Linked DNA regions of Homo sapiens: region 2 is linked to region 1. Evidence: chromatin loops called from intact Hi-C (ENCODE). Cell type or tissue: endothelial cell of umbilical vein. All regions are shown on one strand. Each heading gives the region's core, and the rest is flanking DNA. Links, peaks and the distances in the headings are about the cores only.

Region 1 (9,511 bases), core at 1-8,000:
CAGTGAGGGTGGGGTACAGGGAGGCCCTTACTGCGCCTCCCCACCCCTCCCCTGCAGGCCGCCAGCGCCTACCCACCAATCTCCCGGGCCATGGCCAGGCCCTGTGGGTAGGTGATGGGTGCCAGCTTCTTGTCCCGCAGCCGCTCAATGGTGTCCTTGTCGTCGCGGAGGTCCAGCTTGGTGCCCACCAGGAGGATGGGCGTGTGGGGGCAGTGGTGCCGCACCTCCGGGTACCACTGCAGGGACAGACGCTCTGATCCCTAGGCCCGGAGTCGGCTACCCCAGCCCCACCTGAGCAAGTCACGGCCCTCAGGGACTTTCCCCACTGTTCCAGAGCTACACTTGGCTCTTCTTCCTTCAAGGGGTGACCAGGGGCGGATTTGGTGGGGAGATACCAGGAACAAACACGCAGCCAGGGAACCTGGAGACCTCCCAGGGCCTCCTAGTCAAGGCCCATCCCCAGCAGCCAGAGCCCTCAGAACCCTCCATTCTGAGAGCTGTGACCACCACCACGGCACCCCATCAGCCCCCATGGTCATCTTCAGACCCCACTCCGTGTGCCTACCCCAGGCAGAACCCGTATCGCAATTGCCTCTAAAGGACAACTTGTCGGGGCAGGTACTGGGGCAAGCCCTCTCCCCACAGGGGCCCCCAGCCTTGCCCTACCTTGGCACGAACATTCTCGAAGGAGGCCGGGCTCACCAGAGAGAAGCAGATCAGAAAGACGTCCTTGGGAAAAAGGTGGGACCTGGTGGAGTGGTCAGGGGCTCCCCAGGGCCCTGCTCCCTCCCTTGTGCGGATCTCAGGGACCCCCCCAGCTCCCGGGGCTGGCCCCATTGTTACGTACAGTTTGGGGGTAGGAGAGTGGCCGCAGCCGATCGTAGTCCTCCTGACCCGCTGTGTCCCACAGCCCCAAGTTGACTGGTTTCCCGTCCACCATCACGTTGGCAGAGTAGTTGTCAAAACTGCAGAGCAGTGAGGGCAGGGTCAGGGCTTGGGAGGGGTCCCAGAAACCCCCAGCCCTGCTGGCCTGTGTCTTGGGGTTCACAAGTCTGCACAGAACTAGAACTCTGGCCAGCACCTCAGCTCCAGCCGGGAAGCCCAGAGACAGGGCCACCTGAGCCGACGTGGAAGCCCAGAGGAGACCCTGCCCGTGTCCCCCCCATGCCACACTCACACGGAGGGCCTGTGCTCTCCCGGGAAGCCCCCACACTCACACGGTGGGGATGTACTCTCCGGGGAAGGCGTTGGTCGTGTAGCTGATCAGCAAGCATGTCTTCCCCACGGCGCTGCGGACAGGGCAAGCCACGTGGCTCCCGGGCCCGGCCTCGGACCCTCTGCCCAGCAAGGGCAGCCCCCTCTCCCGGAGCCAGAGGCGAGTTAGGGGCGTCTGGGGTCGAGAGGGGGACCCAGCCCACCAGATCCGTGGCGACCTAAGGCTGGAGGACGACCTGGGCAGGCCGGGCTCCGGGGGCTGGGGTGGTGAATAAGGGCGCAGGGCGCCCCACACTGGGGCCCCAGGCAGAGGCCCCGACTCCGAGGGTGGCGGCAGGAGAGGGTGGGGCCGGCTGAGGGTTCAGCCCAGGTGAGAGGCCTGGCCCCACCCACTGGGAGGACAGGGCGGCGGCCCCGCCTCGCCCGCAGCCAGCCCAAGCGGGAGCCGGGCAGCATCAGGTGGGCCCGAGCTGGAGGCCCGCGGACCCCGCCCCGCCCCACCCCGCCCTCCTCGACCCCGGGGCGCACGCGGCTCGGGCGGGGTACGGCGGGGCCGCCTCGCGAGGACCCGGGCGCCACCCCCGCCCCGCCCCGGCTGCGCCCCGAGCCCCCGAGCCCCCCTCCCGCCCAGCCCAGCCAAGCGGCCTCCGGGCCGCGCACTCACCCGTCGCCGACCACCACGCACTTGATGGCCTGCATGGGCGCGGGCCGGGCGGCGGCGGGCGCGGCCGCGAGCCGAGCTGCGGAGAAATGCCCGGCGCCGCAGCGGCCGCGGACCCGAGCGCCGAGCGATCGGCCGGAGACAGCCGAGCGCCGCCGAGCGCCGGGCGCGGAGACAGCCGAGCGCGGCCGGCGGGGGGCGGGGGGCGGGGGCGGGGGCGGGCGGGGGGCGCCCGGCCGCGCGGCTGGCGGGGCGGGGCCGCCCGAACCCGGGCAGAGCTGCGCGAGCTGCGGCGCCCCCGCCTCCAGCGCGACCCCGGCCCGGGGGTCTCCTACGGGTCCCTCGGGGCGCAGCGCAGGCCGGAGAGAGCCCAGCGACCTGGACCCGGCGGGGAGGGCTCCGCGCGCTGCGCTTTCTCGGGGACCCGCCCCCTGCCGCCGGGAGCCAGCTGGGAACTCCGGGGTCTGCAGCCGCCCGAACCCCCAGACGGACAGCCCCCGCGGCCCTCCCGTCCCTTCAAGGCAGCGGCGAGGAGGGGCGAACAGCCGCACCCCGGCAGGCCCTCCCTGCAGGGCTGGGGGCAGAGGGCCGCGCGTTTGGAGAGGCACGGACGGTCGCGCGTTTGGAGGGAGAGGCGGGGCCAGAATGTATCACAAAGTGCAAACGCGCTGTATTTCCAAACCCCGCCGCGCGCAGGCGGCCGCAGCGTTCACGGTGACATCGCAAAAGGCGAGGGGGAGACGCGCCCGCGGGACCCCTTCCCGGTGTGCTCCCACGTGGCGTCGACCGGGAAGAAGGGGCCGGTAGGGAGCCCTTCCCAGGCGCCTCCCACGGGGTTCCCCCGCAGCCGCGACACCACCAACAGTCGCCGCAACCGCCGCGTGGAACAGACGACCCGGGTCTCAAAGAGGCGGCGCGGGCGGGACGCAGCCCCTGGTCCATCTCGGGCGCCGCCTGATGCACTCCTACTGCGCCCGGGTCCTCCCGGCCTGTCTCACTTTGGGGGGCTCAGGGTCCTCACGGGGGACGCCTGCACGTAAGCCAGGACGGCGTTCTGCAGGAAGCTCGCCCTCTGGGCCTCCTCGTCCCGGATGCGGGCGATCTCCGCCTCCCGGAGCCGCAGCTTCTCCCGGAGAGACGCGTTCTCGCTCTCCCTGTCCAGCAGCGCCTCTCGGTGGTCGCTCGCCATCACTGCAGGGCAAGGAGCGCAGTGAGCGGACGCAGCCCCAGCGCACCGTGGCACGGCCTCAGCACGGGAGACCTGGCCAGCCCCGCTCTCTGGCTGGCCTCACGTCCCACCAGTGGGCGGCGGGAGGACAAGGGTCTGGCTCACCTTTCAGCTGGCGCTCCAGGGCCGCCGCCTTCTCCCTCAGCGCCTCCTGAGCCGCCAGCTCCGCCTGCAGCCGGCCGTTCTGCTCCTGCAGCTCCACGCGCACCCTGCTCACCTCGGCCACCCTTTCCTGGTCCTTGAGGCTCAGCTCCTGCCAGGCACGAAGGCTGGGGAGTGAGGCGAGGGTTGGGGGCTAGCACGCCCGGGGCCCCCCACCGGAGCCCCGCCTACCTGCTGCAGCTCTTCCAGGCGCCGCCGCAGGCCCTCAACTTGCAGGCCCAGCTGGCTGACCCGGGTCTGGGCCTCGGCCACCACCTGCTTCTGCTGTAGGCAAGCGCCCTGCGCCTCGTCCCGTGCCTGCGCCAGCAGTCTCAGCTTGTCCTCCAGGTGAGCCAGGCGCTGTTGCTGTGAGCACAGGGGCCGCCACGAAGCATGAGGGGCTCAGCCTGAGCTCAGCTGAGGGAATGTCTGCACGGGCACGACCCCACCTCTCTGCAGGACTGGCTGCTCTAGTTACTATGACTCTGAACCCGCTCCCCTGGCAGCCACCTCCTCCAGATGCCCTCTGGGCTCTCCTCCTCCCTCTTCGGTCACACCACCCCTCCCATCCATCCATGCGTGTAGTCACAGGCTGCAGAGATGGGCCAAACCTCTCCACCGTCTCAGGCCCTGATCCAAGGCTGAAGCGGACCCACCAGTGTCCAGGGTGTGCTCATCTGACCTCAACACCACACTCCCGCCTCCCCACTCAGACCGAAGCTCTGGAGTCTGCATGCGGGCCGCAATGCCGGGCAGCCTGGCTCCCCCGGAGGGTGGCGGACATGTGTGGCTCACCTCCTCCAGGCGGGCCTGGCTCTTGGCCTTGATCAGCTCCTCCTCAGCCTGGCCACGCTCGCTGAGTGCCGCTGCTTTCACTCGGCTCAGCTCCTGCACAGATGGCCACCTGCCAGCCCGTTCTCCTGTCCCTGGCCCAGGGCCCTTCTCTCTCTGGCCCATCCAGCCAACCCCAGCCAGGGGGGCTCCTCTCTGCCAGCCTCCTGAGGGCCACGCAGCTGCTCTGCCACCTAGCTCGCTGGGCAAGGTTCCTAAGGCCAAGGAAGTCCGAATGCCACCTAAGTCCCTTTAGCTTCTTGGGCACACTGGTGGGTGGGTCCCCAAGGTGGGGCCTATGAGCCTCTGGGAACAGGAAGAGGTCTCTGGTCCTGAGGCGGCGAACACCAGGGGCCCCTGCCTTGTTCAGCCCAGGACTAAGGCAGAGCTTGGCCCTGCCTGGTGGGCACTCACCTCCTCCAGGGACAGCCGCGCCGCCTCCAGCCTCTGCACCCGCTCCTGCATGGCCTTCTCACTCTCCTCCAGGTGACGGGTCATATGCTCCACCTGCTCAGGGGCAGGGATTGTGGGGCCAGAGTGGAGAGCGGGCCTCCCTACCTTCTCCTCACGGACTCCCCACCCTGAAAGGCAGGTGTCTCTTGAGAACCTTGTTCATTCTGAGAAAGCACTGCCTCAGATGGCCTAGCAGGAAACTACCGCAGCATGCACACCCTGAACGAGTGGGCCTTGGTGTCTCTTCAACGGCAGCCTGTACTACGGCTCAGACATTGCCGGGGTCCCCCCGCCGCCCCCAATAGGAGGTTCTGGGTCTGACATCCGCTCAGGCTGGCAAAATACGGCCACCCAGTGACCCAAGGTTGGCAAGGGAAGCTCCCACCAGGTGTGTGCTTTGGGGACACCTGCGTGACACCAAGACCAGAGACTGAGGCGCATTAGAGGCCAACGAAGAGGGCACCTCCTTGATGCGCAGGCTTTCGGAGTCCTCCAGGCTCTGTCTGCATCTTCTCTTCTCCATGTCCAGGCGCTCTGGAAGCCCAGGGTGGGCAGAGTATGCGTGAGCATCCCCTGGGGGCCCCCGTCCCCCGGTGCCCATCCCCAGGCCCCTCCACAGCAGGCCTGCCCGTGCCCACCCTCGGCCTGGATGGCCCGCATCTTCAGCTCAGCTGACATGCTGGTCATCTCCTGCCTGGTCTGGAACAGCTGCTCCTGCTGACACCTGAACTTCCGCTCCAACTCGTCTACCTGAAAGCCGGCACCAGGGAGGGAAGCTGCAGCCCAGCCCTGCCGCGCCCACCCTGGGCTCCCTGGCTCCATCCACCACAGCTACCTGGTTTTGCAGAAGCAGGTTCTTTTCATTGGCAGCAGACAAGTCTCTGAGGAGTTTAGACTCCCGCTCTGCAGCTTCCTGGGAGGGGAACGGGGTATGGGTAGTGAGGGTCACGAAGCCGCCACGCACCCCTTGGCCCACCCCTCTCAAGCCCTGCCCACCCACCTGCTGCTCCAGCTTGAGCTCCTTGGCCTGCCTCTGTGACAGGCTCAGCTGCTCCTGCTCCGCTGTGGCCAGGAGCTCCCCCAGGTCCTGGGCCTTCTGCTCCGACAGAGCCAGGGCGGCCTCTGTCATCTGCAGCCTGCAGAAAGGAGGGGCAGCACCCCCGCCCCGGTTGGAGTTTCACTTGCCTTATAAAGGCCTCGCTGCTTTCACTGTTGCTGGGCACCTAGTCAACCCCAGCCAGCACCCGCCTCCTCCAGGAAGGCTTCTGGGTTACTGCCCCAGCCTCACCATTTCCCACCTCTGCTTTGCAAACAGGACTTGCACACAGGTTCACACCACCTTTCTCTGCCCTGTGGGCACGTCTCTGAAGTATCCTGAGGCCACCCCCCACTTACTTGGCCTTGAGAGCGTTGATGATGGAGTGCCTCTCATTCAGGGCTTCCTGAAGCTGCCCTACACGGGCTGCCGACGCCCTGTGGGCAGAGAGGAGGGTGCAGAGAGTAACCCAAACCCCAGAGCGCTCCCATACCCCTCTGGCCTCGGTAGCTGCTGCTGTTCCTTAAGCATCTATGGTCGCCTGGGCACTGAGCCTCCAGCGACCTCCTCGTGGCCTCACTCGTGGGCTCAGGTTGGTCCCATCTGAGTCTGAGCCAGGACCTGATCCCTGAAGCCTCACCCTGCCCCTGCCCTGGGCCCGCTCACCTGCTGCTCTTGGCCATCTCTTCTCGCTGCTTATCAATAGTCTCCATCAAGTCGAGGAACTGGGGACAGAGACAGCCGCAGCCCTGTCAGGGCACCTGCAGCCTGTCCACCTGACCTTCTCAGGGGGAAGGAGAGCCAGCGCCCACCAATGTGGCAAGGCAGCGGAGGGTTCCACCCACGGTGCCCTGTCTCCTTCACAGGAAGGGTGGCCCCTGCAGAGCGAGGCCTCAGGGCTCAGACGCCAGCTCCCCAAGGAAGTCCACCTGCAGATCAGACCAGGAGGCCGCCCCTCCTTCCTGGTACCAGCCACTCAGAGAGGCTCCAGGGCCCCGAGGAAGGGAAGATGGGCAGACCACGGGGCTGAGGGAGGAAGGACGTGGCCAGGCCCTCCAGCCATAAGCAGCTCCAAGGTCAGTGAAGGCGCCATCCTCACCTGCTTGGACTTCTCCTCCCGGAGGTGCTGGACCTCCTTGCTGAGGACGTGAGTGCGGGCTTGGTTCTCCTGGAAGGTGGTGAGCCGGTCCTGGCTGTGGCCCATGGCTTGCTCTGCAGAAGGAGCTGTGTCAGCTGGGCACAGGGGCTCATGCCTGGAATCCCAGCACTTTGGGAGGTCGAGGTGGGTGGATCACCTGAGGTCAGGGGTTCGAGACCAGCCTGGCCAACATGGTGAAACCCCATCTGTACTAAAAATACAAAAAAGTAGCTGGGCATGGTAGCGCACACCTGTAATCCCAGGTACTCGGGAGGCTGAGGCAGGAAAATCGCTTGAACCGGGAGGTGGAGGTTGCAGTGAGCCGAGATTGCGCCACTGCACTCCAGCCTGGGTGACTGAGTGAAACTCAGTCACACACACACACACACACACACACACACACACACAAAGGAGCTGTGTCACCCCGGGGCTGCTTAGCCTCAGGAGTAGCTGGTGGCCACCAGCCCTGCACCCAGCGGCTGGCTGCTTGGGAATCTATGCCGTGTGGGGCAGCGTCTCACCCGGCAAGTCAGGGGTGCCCCCTCAGTGCATGGGGGTGGAAGTGCTTTGTGGGGTTCGGGCTGTGAGCAAGAGCCGCCTGGTGTTGGGGAGCGCGTGCACATGTGGGGCAGAGGTGGTGGGAGCTGCTCCACCGCAAAAGGCAAGGGCCATCCTGGGGCATCTGGCCACCATCCCAAAGGTCAAGGGGCACTGCACAATGCTGAGGCAAATGCTGTGCCCAGCTCAGTTCTGGAAAGATCTGGGTAGCATGTGGCGAGGGGGCAGAGGTCAGGAGGGATGACAACAACCAGGGCAGTGCCGAGGCGAAGCCAGGGACGGCGCAGCTGGAGTCAGAGGCCAGGCAGAACCAGCAGGAGGGATGAGCCCTCAGCACAGGGGCTGGAAGAGGCTGCCGCTGTGCGCGGATTAGGGAGTACGGGGGGCCTGGCAAAGTCCCCAGCTGAGTCTGGGGCACTGGGGCCTGAGGCTGAGACATCAGCTGCAAGGATTCGGGGTCGCTGGTGGGAGGGAATGTGTGGAGGCCAGCACAAGCCAGGGGGCCCCACCTCACCTGACTCACATGCAGGGCCACAGACTCAGGGTGACCAGGGAGCCTTCCTGGCCAAGGCCAAGACCTGGGCCACCCGAAGCATCAGCAAAGCCACCAAGGCCAGGACTGTGAGCCACACGGCCTCAGCTTCCCCAGCTGTGAAACGGGCACCCTCCACTGCACAGGTCCTAAGAACTCAGCAAGTACACAGGGCGCCTCGGACAGTGCCCATGTGTGGCGAACGCCATTCAAGTGCCAAACAGGTGCCCCACGACCCCTCCGCTCCTTCCTGCTTCCCCTGGGCTCTCAGGCTGCTCTCCTCATCAGTTCCCGTCCTGAGCCCGGCACCCCGCCCTCGGTGGACAGGCCTCTGTCAAAGGCTCACGCGTCACTCCACACAGCCCTGCACCGTACCCACGGCTCTGAGGACGTCTCCAGGGATGTTGTTCCCAGCCAGGTCCAGTCTCCACAGGGTTCTGTTGCTGGGGAGACAGTTCATGAGGGCCCGGCCCCCCAGGAGGCCAACGTTATTCCAGCGCAGGTCTGGAAGGAAACCTGTAGTCACCAGACAGAATGCACCTGGCAGAGGGGGAGCTGGCCTGGCCGGGGTGCTTCCCTAGGGGGCACTGCCTTGCAGTCATCAACAGAGCAGGAGCACAGGCCAGTCCCCTAGCCCCTCACTTCCCAGAGCAGAGGCAGCCTCAGAGGGATGAGGGAGCCTGAGGGCGCCTGGGAGGCCTCACCCAGCTGCTGGAGGGTGGTGTTGCCCTTCAGGGCTAGGGCCAGCTCCTCCGCGCCCTTGTGACTGATCTGGTTGTTGCGGAGGTCCAGCCGCTGCAGGGCGCCGTTGGCCGCCAGGCCCCCGCAGAAGGTGGCGAAGGCATCGTCCCACGTGCCCAGGCTGTTCCACTCCAGCGTGAGGCTGCAGGAGGGGCAGAAGCCAGTGTTCACCTAGGGGACTGCCTAGCCCGTGGGGTCCAGGGCTTGGGGACGGGTGTGGGCTTGGGGTCTGATGGGCCGGAGCCTCTGCCTACCCCTGCCAACGTATGTGAAACATGGGCACCTGGCAATGGGGAACTCTTGGGCTGCAGAAGCATGTGCTCGGGGCCAATCCTCAACCACACAGAGACAGGGCCTGGGGTCGGGACCACCACCCACCTCTGAATGGACTTGTTCTGTTGGAGGAGTTTTCCCAGAGCCTCGGCCCCTGCAGCCCGAAGGTTGTTGCCCTAGGAGAGAAACAGGCCGGTAGTCACTCGCGTGCCCTGACTGGCTCTGAATTCCCGCCCATGCCCCAAGGGCCTTGGTCAGCCAGGGGACAAGCCTGGGGTGCACCCTGCAGCCTTCCTCAGCTCCTGGGCTCCCTGTCTTCAGGGGGCTTCCAAGGGCCGGCTTGTTTGCCAATGTGAACTCTTGCTCTGGAGATGGTCACACACAGGAGGCCATCAGAGAGCGGCCTGGGGACTCACAGACAGCTTCCAGCCACCTGCCCAGACCCCAGGCCCCCGAGACCTGGCATCTTCCACCTCTCCTCTTGCCCTTGGGTGGCACACTCGGACACTCAAGAGTGCAGGTATCTCACCTTTAAGTCCAGAAAGCGCAGCACGGTGTTGGCACACAGGCCTCGGAGCAGCAGTGTGGCCCCTGTGTAAGGGGGGCCGGCGGTCACTCTCTGCCCCTGCTGACCCCAAGGCCCTCCCCGTGGGCCCCTTTTCAGGGCAGCTCCCTAGACCCAGGAAGGGACAACTGTCCCGATG
Region 2 (9,511 bases), core at 1,512-9,511, 190 kb before region 1:
GGGAGGCTGAGGCAGGAGGGCAGGAGAATCACTTGAACCCAGGAGGTGGAGGCTGCAGTGAGCCTAGATCATACCACTGCACTCCAGCCTGGGTGACAGACCAAGACTCTGTCTCAAAAAGAAAAAATAAATAAGTAAATAAATAAATAGTCCAGGCGCAGTGGCTCACGCCTATAATCCCAGCACTTTGAGAGGCCAGTGTGGGCAGATCACCTGAGGTCAGGAATTCAAGACCAGCCTGGCCAATAGGGTGACCAGCCTGGCCAATCTCTACCAAAAATACAAAAATTAGCCAGGCGTCATGGCACATGCCGGTAATCCCAACTACTTGGGAGACTGAGGCAGGAAAATTGCTTGAACCTGGGAGGCGGAGGTTGCAGTGAGCCGAGATCGCGACACTATACTCCAGCCTGGGTAACAAAGAGCGAAACTCCGTCTCAGAAATAATAATAATAATAATTAATTAATTAAGGTAGAGCTCTTGTAGCACACGGTTACGGTAGAGGGCAGCTCAGCAGCACTGGACGTGCTCACGTTGTTGTCCACCACCAGCTGTCTAGTTTCAAAACTCTTTCATCACCCCTTAAAAACACCGTGCACTCATTAAGTAATTGCTCCCCATCCTCCTTCCCACAGCACCCCCCCTTCCCCGGTATCCACCCATCTGCTGTCTGTGTCTGTGGACTGGCCTGTCCTGGATGTTTCATGTGAATGGAGCCCTGCAGGGTGTGGCCTTTGTGACCAGCGTGTTTACTGAGCATCATGTCTTCCTTCCATGTTCGTCCATGGGAGAGGGTCTATCAGTGCTTCATTCCTTTTTTTTTTTTTTTTTTTGAGACGGAGTCTCGCTCTTGTCCCCCAGGCTGGAGTGCGGTAGCTTGATCTCGGCTCATTGCAACCTCCGCCTCCCTGGTTCGAGTGATTCTCCTGCCTCAGCCTCCCGAGTAGCTGGATTACAGGCGTGCACCATCACGCCCAGCTAATTTTTGTATTTTTAGTAGCGACAGGGTTTCACCATGTTGGTCACGCTGGTCTCGAACTCCTGACCTCAGGTGAGGCGCCTGCCTCGACCTCCCAAAGTGCTGGGATGACAGGCATGAGCCACCACACCCGGCCTCTTCATACCTTTTTACGGCTGAATGATGTTTCCTCATGTGGATGGACCACGTTTCGTTTCTTCACTCATCTGTTGATGGACATTTGGGTCATCTCCACCTTTTGGCTGTTGTGAACAGTGGTGCCACGGACATTCCTGGGCCAGTATTTGTGTGAACAGATGTCTTCGTTTCTCTTTGGTGTGAATGTAGGAGCGGAGTTGCTGGGTCCCAGGGCGACACTCGTCTCCACGAACGTGGGAGCGGAGTTGGGGGTCCCAGGGCGACGCTCCTCTCCACGAACGTGGGAGCGGAGTTGGGGGTCCCAGGGCGACGCTCGTCTCCACGAACGTGGGAGCGGAGTTGGGGGTCCCAGGGCGACGCTCCTCTCCACGAACGTGGGAGCGGAGTTGGGGGTCCCAGGGCGACGCTCCTCTCCACGAACGTGGGAGCGGAGTTGGGGGTCCCAGGGCGAGGCTCCTGTCCACGAACGTGGGAGCGGAGTTGGGGGTCCCAGGGCGACGCTCCTGTCCATGAAGAGCCACCACACTGCTTTCCACGGAGGCTTTGGCCATCTCCATTCTCAGCAGGGTGTTCAAGGGTTCCAGTTTCTCCACATCCGCACCAGCGCCTGTTATTTTATGTGGAGGTTTTCTGGGAGGTGTTTGTTTTTCAGAGACCAGGGTCTTCTTATGTTGCCCAGGCAGGAACTCCTGGGCTCAAGTGATCCTCCTGCCTCCGCCTCCTGCCTGGCTGAGACTCCAGGCCCGTGCTGCCACACCAGCCCTGTTTGTTTTTCATTAAAGCCGTGCTCGTGGGTGTGAAGTAGTATCTCATGATGGATTGGATTTGCGTTTCTCTAATGACTAATGATGTTGAGTATCTTTTCATGTGCCTGTTGGCCATTCTGTATCTTCTTTGGTATTGGGTTGTCTTTTTTGTTGTTGTTGTTTAGTTTCATTCTCTTTTATGTTTGGAACAGGGTCTTACTCTGTTGCCCAGGCTGGAGTGCAGTGGTGCGTTCTCAGCTCACTGCAGCCTTCACCTCCCGGGTTCACACGAGTCTTCCCCGCCTCAGCCTCCCAAGTAGCTGGGACGATAGGCAAGCACCACCACCACACCCAGCTAATGTTTTTGTATGTTTTTGTACAGACAGGGTTTCACCATGTTGCCCAGGCTGGTCTTTGAACTCCTGAGCTGAAGTGACTCGCCTGCCTCAGCCTCCCAAAATGCTGGGATTACAGGTGTGAGCTGCCGTGCCCGGCCCTTTGTTGAGTTTTACATGTTCTGGGTATTAAACTCTTAACAGATATATGGTCTGTATTTTCCCCCATTCTGTGGGCTGCCTTCACTCTCCTTTGATGCACAAAATTGTATCTTTGTTTCTTATGTTGCTTGTGTTTTTGGTATCATATCAAAAATCTGGGCCAGGCACAGTGGCTCACACCTGTAATCCCAGCACTTTGGGAGGTTGAGGTGGGCAGATCACTTGAGGCCAGGAGTTTGAGACCAGCCTGGCCAGTAGAAACCTGTCTCTACTAAAAATACAAAAATTAGCCCGGTGTGGTGGTGCATGCTTGTAATCCCAGCTACTCGGGAAGCTGAGGCACGAGAATTGCTTGAACCCAGGAGGCAAAGGGTGCCGTGAGCTGGGATTGCGCCACTGCATGCCAGCCTGGGTGGGTGACAGAGTGAGACTCTGTCTAAAACTAAATAAATAAATTAAATTAATTAATTAATTATGCTTTCTTCTGAGAGTTTTGTGATATTAGCTCTTATGTTTTGTTTGTTGATCTATTTTGCATTGATACTTATAAACGGTGTGAGATAGGGATCCAGCATTATTCTTTGCATGTGGATATCCAGTTGCCCCAGCACTTTTGTGGAAGAGATCTTTACTTTCTTTTTTTATTTACTTAAAAAAAATTTTTTTTAGATAGAGACAGGATCTCACTGTATTGGCCAGGCTGGTCTTGAACTCCTGAGCTCAGGTGATTCTCCCACCTCCACCTCCCAAAGTGCTGGGATTGCAGGCATAAGCCACCATGCCTGGCCGGAATCTATTACTTTCCTAAGGACAAAAATCAGTGTGATCAGCCTGCTTCCATGTTTAAGCTGGAGTGGGTGTGCCAGGCAGGGGCTGCCTGTGAGGCCAGAGGTTGCCCTGGGTCTCCCCTTCCCACTCCTGGGGTGGAGTGGAGCCCTACCCCAGCCCCTTGGCCCCAACATTCAAGCCTCAGCAGGCCAGGAGGTCATCAGCTGGAGGCCTCAGTGGTAGACATGGAGCAGGAGGCAGCTCTCCTGGGCACTGGGGGAGGAACAGCCTTCCTTGGCAAGAAGGTTTTGGGGTGGCCGTGGAGCCCAGCCTAGGGTGTCCAGGCCACACTGGGCCAACAGAGACAACTCTGTCCCAGGATCGGGGTGGCAGGTGGCTGGATGGGTGGGGACACTGCCCTCTCCTCTTGGCTCAGCCCTTTGGAGGCTGGGCAAAGTGTGGCCCTGAGAGCCCCCCCAACCTGCTGTGAAAGGGCCCCCCCGGCCCTGAGCGTCCAGCATCCTGGAGTGCGTTTTTTCGCCTTTCTCTGCTCCACCTGCCCTGTGTCCCACCCCTGCCTCCTCTTGAGCTGGGGGCTGGGGGGTCAGGGTTTCCTCTGCCCTCCTTGGAGCCCACGTCGGCCCTGGGTCTGCCATGGAGGCAGGACTGGAGTGTGGAAGGAGAGGAGTCAAGACTGGAACTCAAGGCTGGGTGGGAACAGCGCAGCCCATGCTCGCCTGTAGCCACCCTTCTCAGCGCAGACCCCCCGCCTTTCAGTGCAGCCCCCCAGCCCCCTCTTTGCACCCTTTGGCCTGGCTGCTCCTCCCCAAGTCCGAGACTGAGAGGCGGGGCCAAGCAGTGGGGGAGCAGTCCAGGCAGGGGCCCCAGAACCCCCTGCTCAGGGGCGGCCACCGGCACCTGGGAGGCGGTGGGGAAGGGCCCCATTGGTCCCCCTGCCAGCTGGGGCCTCCAGAGACACAGCAGGCCCAGGGAGCGAGGCCTCTGGCCTGCGAGACCCTACGGGCGGCCACTGGCTCCTGGGGAGCCCCCACGGCCTGCAAGTGCCTGGGGGTGACCGGACCTTCCCTGCTGTCTAGGGGAGGGTGACTGGGACAGTGTCACCCTCACCGCACAGACTAGCTCCTCCCCCGCCCCTTGGAGATGGGTGGGCACCTTCCCAGGTGGCACCAGCAAAGTGTGCTGCTGCCCCACACCCCCTCCCTAGGCCTCCAGGCCAACCCCCAAGTGCCTCAGACCTGCAGGCCCAGCAGGGCTCCATCGCTGCCCCGGCCTCCAGGCCCTGCCTGGTCCCGGGTGTCCTCCTCTTCTGCAGCTTGGGGGCTTCCCTGCATCTCCTGAGCCCAATGTATGGGCCCCATCCCTGCTCCTCTCCTCCCTGCCCACACCTGCCTGGGGTGGCCCCATCCACTCTCACGGTCCTTAGGAGCTTCCTCTCACGGTAACCCCGAAACGTCCTAGAGCCCAGACCCTCCGAGACCCTCAGTCCTGCTGGGCTCACACGGGGCTGCCTCAGCCTTTCTCTCCCTTATCCTCAACCCCCATGTCCAGTGGCAAGTCCCGTGGTCCCCAAGCCCTAGCGGTGCCCCCGGCGGCTCAGTGAGCCATTGGCATCCTGGTGTCCTGCCCACCCCAGCGCCTGGATGGAACAGATGCAGGTGAGTGACGGGCTTCGGGAACAGCCAGTGCCACCAGCCTGGCCCCAGGCCCTCGTCCCTGCTGCCCGTTCTCCACGCACAGCCGGAGGGTACCTTCTGCCCTTCTGCCGTGGTCAGCACCAGCCTGGTTTATGCTCTAGCCCTGGCCGGGCCTCTGTCCTCTCTTCCTTGGCCTAGAACATCATTCAGGTATCACCTGCTTTGGTGGTCCTGGTGCGGCCTCCCTGACCAAGCTCCACCTGCACACACCCTCGGCACCTTACACATGGCTCCTTCAGGGCTCTGTGCACCCCTGCGCTATTGACAGCTGCCTTCTTCCTGCATTTCTCCTCCTCCAGTGACCTCCTGGGCTCGCCTTGGCCGTCCACCCCGCAGTGACCGAGGCTGGGCTCCCCTTGGCCGTCCACCCCGCAGTGACCGAGGCTGGGCTCCCCTTGGCCGTCCACCCCCCCAGTGACCGAGGCTGGGCTCCCCTTGGCCGTCCACCCCCCCAGTGACCGAGGCTGGGCTCCCCTTGGCCGTCCACCCCGCAGTGACCGAGGCTGGGCTCCCCTTGGCCGTCCACCCCCCCAGTGACCGAGGCTGGGCTCCCCTTGGCCGTCCACCCCCCAGTGACTGAGGCTGGGCTCGCCTTGGCCGTCCACTCACCAGGGTTACCCAGAGCTTGTCATTGCTGGGACTGCAGCTACCCTACGTCTCAACCTGGAGCATCCCAGGTCGAGGAGCAGAGGTCACCACCTGCCAGCCCCTGCTGTGGCCTCGTGCCCAGCCCCAACCTGGCACATGGAGGCACAGGGAGGTTCTGAAGTGCCCTTGGCCTTCACCAGGCCAGAGCCAAGGACATGAGGACAGCAGCCAGGCTGTGGCTAGAGGCCTATGGGGCCGGGGGCCTGGGGAGTGGGGCCGGGCTGTGTGGCAGGATCTGTGCCTCTCGCCTGAGGGGGAGGGCAAGGCCTTGCCCAACCTTCCTGTCCGGCCAGGACCGCAGGCCCCGCAGCCAGTGACTCAGCACTGAGAACTCAGTGGAACTTCCTGGGGGGTTGGGGAGGGGCATGGGGCTTCTGACAGTGCCTGTCCCTTGCCCCTTGCCGCAACACTGGCTCAGGAACCGCTGTTTTCACACTGTCGGCGGCCGGGGTCCAGCCCCGTCCCTTCCAGAGGCCACGTGAGCCCCTTAGCTTCCCCAGCCTCAGTTTCCTCACTTTTACCCCAAGACAGGAGGACTTTGTGGTCTCTACGTGACGTGGTTACAGTGTGGAAATGCCGTGTGTCCCCCAGGGTCCCCCCAGCTCCCTCAAAGCACCTCCTGCTCACAGGCTGCTGTCCCTGCAGTGGACAAGGCAGCCGAGGAAGGTGGATGCCGGGGCACCTTGGCTCCTCTCCTTCTGGACGAAGCCGGCCTTGGGAGGACAGCCTGGCTTGGAGCCCCCTTGGGTGCCCACCCACTGGGCAGCACGGCCTGTTCCACACCAGCCTCGAGGGAGCATCCCCTGGTCCTGCCCGTGTCCACACCAGGATCCCTGGCAGCACTGGCCCTGCCTCCAGGTCTTGACCTCCAGGAAGTGGCTGTGGTCACGGCCGCTGTGGGGCATGTCTGACGCCGCTGTCCGGCTCCTGGTCCCATCTGGACAGTGCCAGTCTTGCTGGTCTGTTCCTGGAGGGTCTTCCTGTCCAGAGGAGCCTCCCTGCCTCCAGCCCTCAGGCAGGAGTCAGTGCCCACCCCCCTCCTCCTGGAGCAGCCAGACACTGAGGCCCACTCACACCCACCAGGCCCTTTCATTTCTTGGCTCCTCTCTGGCCTCAGGACCTGGGAGCCAGGCAAATGGTGCCCATGGTCACCCTTTCAGCTGAGCCACACGCCCGGGTGCCCCAGGGACAGAGCAGGGCGTGCCACAGGCACTGGCCAGATCCAGATCGGAGCAGGGCCCGCCCACACCCACCGGGCCCTTTCATTTCTTGGCTCCTCTCCTGCCACAGGGCCTGTGAGCCAGACAGATGGAGAAGTTGCCTCTGCAAGTCTGACGTGGGCATTCCCCAAACCTGAGAGGAAGTGGCTTGCTCTGGCCCATGCAGGCTGGTGCCCAGGCGGGGGCCCCCGCACCTCTTGTCCTGGATCCCTGTGCTTTTAGGGCCCTGCAAGAGGCCTGGAGGCCTCAAGCAAGCAGCTTTTGGGGGCTCCCATGGTGAGGTCTGCCACCAAGGTCAGTCTGTGTTCTGGGAAGCAAGAGCCTCAGCCCACACTTACGCCCTCAGCCATGGCCTTCTGACCTTCCTCTCACCCTCCCTTGTTTACCCCACTCAGTGACATGCGGCTGCCTGACACCCAGATGTGTGTCTGGGTGGGTGGGGCATAGGTGCCAGGAACGCAGCTGGGAGCAGGACAGCCAGTTCCCCACCCACCTTGCTCTGCCACAGAGGCATGGGAGGGTCAGGTCCTGGCCGTGTCACTCACCGGGGCACCAGGAAGGGCCCTCGGCCTCCACTGTCGTGGCATGATGAGGGTGGTTGCAGGACGGCCTGGGGGAGCCAGCACTGGGGGCTGTCAGCCCCACACAGGTCCAGGGCTGAATGGTGGTCCCCAAAGAAATAGGATCCAGTCGTAGCCGCTGGTCCATTAGAATGCGGCTTGGGAATAGGGTCATCGCCGACGTAATTGGCTGGGTGGTCCTGCTCCAACGTGATGGCGTCCTAAGAAGGGCAGCACATGGAGACAGACACACAGGAGAAGCCGCATGATGGTGGATATAGGGGCGGGAGGGGGCGATGTGGCTGCAGCCAAGGGTGCCGAGGCTGGAAGGGTTAGGTGCCTGTGGTCCCAGCTACCTGAGGCCAAGGTGGGAAGGATTCTCCCATAGGGCTTTTGGAGGGGCCATGGCCCGGCCGACATCCTCAGCTTTCCTGAACTGGGAAAGAAGAAAGGACCAGTTTGGGGTTCTTTGTTTTGGCGGCCCAGGCCCTGGCTCACACCCTGTCTGCCTTCCACCTGTGAGTCCTGCTGGGTGCTGGAGGCCAGGAGTGAAGGGAATGTGGTCTCCCTCAGCCAACTCCCGGCCACCCGCACTGAGGGTGCCCAGGTGGAGCCCAGCTGGGGAGCTGGGCAGGGAAGGAGGGGGAGGGGTTCTGCAGTGTGGGGGGGGCAGGGAAGGAGGGGGAGGGGTGCTGCAGTGTGGGGGGCAGGGAAGGAAGGGGAGGGGTGCTGCAGTGCTGGGGGGATTCAGTAGGTGTAGCCTCGGGCCTGAGCTGACGGCGGGCGCTCTGGGACCGTGGAGCTCAACCCAACGGAACGGCCCTCGAATCAGAGCACAGGCTGTGAGGGCCAGACCGGCCTGCCCCACAGCTTCAGGAACCAGGCAGTGCCCGTGGCACACCCTGCTCTGTCCCTGGGGCACCCGGGCATGTGGCTCAGCTGAAGGGGTGACCATGGGTGCCATGCTGCTGACTTGGGCCAGCACACGATTCCAGGTCCAGATACCCATGACGTGACAAATGACCTGCTAGGGCCGCATAACTCAACACCACAGCCTGGGCGGCTTAAACGACATTTATTTTCTCACTTCCGGAGTCTGGATGTCAGGGATCAGGCTGCCGGCAGGGTGGGTTCCTCCTGAGGCCTCTCCATGGCTTGCAGACGGCACCCTCTCCCTGCGTCCTCATGTGGCCTCTCCTCTGTGTGCTCACTCCTGGTGTCTCTTCCTCTTCTTTTAAGGACAACAGTTCAGGGTCCCACCCTTAGGACTCACGTAACTTTAATTACCTTCTTAGAGGCCCTATCCATAACACATAGGTTTAGAGGGTTTTTTTTGGAGACAGGGTCTTGCTCTGTCACCCAGGCTGGAGTGCAGTGGCGCGATCATAGTTCACTGTGGCCTCGAAGTGCTGTGTTCAAGTGATCTTCCCACCTTGGCCTCAGGTAGCTGGGACCACAGGCATGTGCCATCACACCCGGTTAATTTAAAAAAATTTTTTTTGGCCAGGCATGATGACTCACACCTGTAATCACAGCACTTTGGGAGGCCGAGGCAGGCAGATCACTTGAGGTCAGGAGTTTGAGACCAGCCTGGCCAACATGGCAAAACCCCATCTCTACTAAAAATACAAAATTAGCTGGGCATGGTGGCAAGTGCCTGTAATCCCAGTTACTCAGGAAGCTGAGGCAGGAGAATCGCTTGAACCTGGGAGGCGGAGGCTGCAGTGAGCTGAGATCACGCCGCTGAACTACAGCCTGGGCAACAGAGCGAGACCCTGTCTCCCGAGCTCAAAGGATCCTCCCTTTGGCCTCCCAAGGTGCTGGGTTCACAGGTGTGAGCACTGTGCCCGGCCCACACATGGGTTCCCATAGATCCCACTTTACAGGCAGGGACACTGAGGCATGCAGAGCCGGGATACAGACCAAGCAAGTCCTGGCTCCTCTTCTGGGTGTCCCAGCCCGTCTCGGACACCCACGCTTACCCAGGCCTGGTGGCTGCATCGTGGACATGGGGGCAAGGCAGCTCTCTGGGTGGGCAGAGGCAGGAGCTGAGGCAAGGATGTGGGCATCCTTTTGGGTACATCTAGTCCTAGAGCTGATCCAGGGGCCAGTCAAATGTGCAGCCAAAGTCGGGTCAACCCCAGCACTGTCCTGTGGGTGGGGGTAGCAGGGAGCCAACAGTCCAGGCCCTACATCCTGTTCTAATAGAGTGACAAGTCTGATGAGGCTGGGGGTGCAC

Evidence for each region. Peaks named below come from ENCODE experiments on the same cell type or tissue, not always from the same donor. Only the 100,000 strongest peaks of a DNase experiment are listed, where the experiment ranks them.
Region 2: a loop joins it to region 1, with 2.5 times the contacts of the local background. A loop is called at or near these places in 5 of 110 quality-filtered maps.

What each region holds. Positions count from the first base shown.
Region 1 is chr17:82,024,165-82,033,675 of GRCh38, reverse strand. It overlaps LRRC45 (leucine rich repeat containing 45), which reads right to left. Exons shown (of 17, transcript NM_144999.4): 2 at 9,337-9,398; 3 at 8,913-8,983; 4 at 8,498-8,676; 5 at 8,169-8,297; 6 at 6,665-6,777; 7 at 6,232-6,290; 8 at 5,925-6,002; 9 at 5,530-5,665; 10 at 5,365-5,442; 11 at 5,168-5,279; 12 at 4,993-5,063; 13 at 4,491-4,583; 14 at 4,041-4,133; 15 at 3,438-3,611; 2 more. The coding sequence ends at 2,871. RAC3 (Rac family small GTPase 3) reads right to left here and starts at 1,998. Exons shown (of 6, transcript NM_005052.3): 1 at 1,880-1,998; 2 at 1,218-1,289; 3 at 848-965; 4 at 667-729; 5 at 77-236. The coding sequence starts at 1,914. RefSeq lists silencers at 1,563-1,722, 1,923-2,002, 2,363-2,472, 2,493-2,782 and enhancers at 3,380-3,903, 9,398-9,511. In endothelial cell of umbilical vein, for the core only: a CTCF peak has its summit at 3,050; DNase peaks (open chromatin) are centred at 2,535 and 3,005; H3K4me3 peaks cover 1,877 bases.
Region 2 is chr17:82,214,127-82,223,637 of GRCh38, reverse strand. It overlaps a transcript of SLC16A3 not described here. Among named protein-coding and RNA genes, the nearest start is that of CCDC57, 6.0 kb to the right of the region's middle. RefSeq lists enhancers at 6,890-7,169, 8,231-8,525, 9,443-9,511. In endothelial cell of umbilical vein, for the core only: no CTCF peak of the experiment used is centred there; a DNase peak (open chromatin) is centred at 5,797; H3K27ac peaks cover 2,276 bases.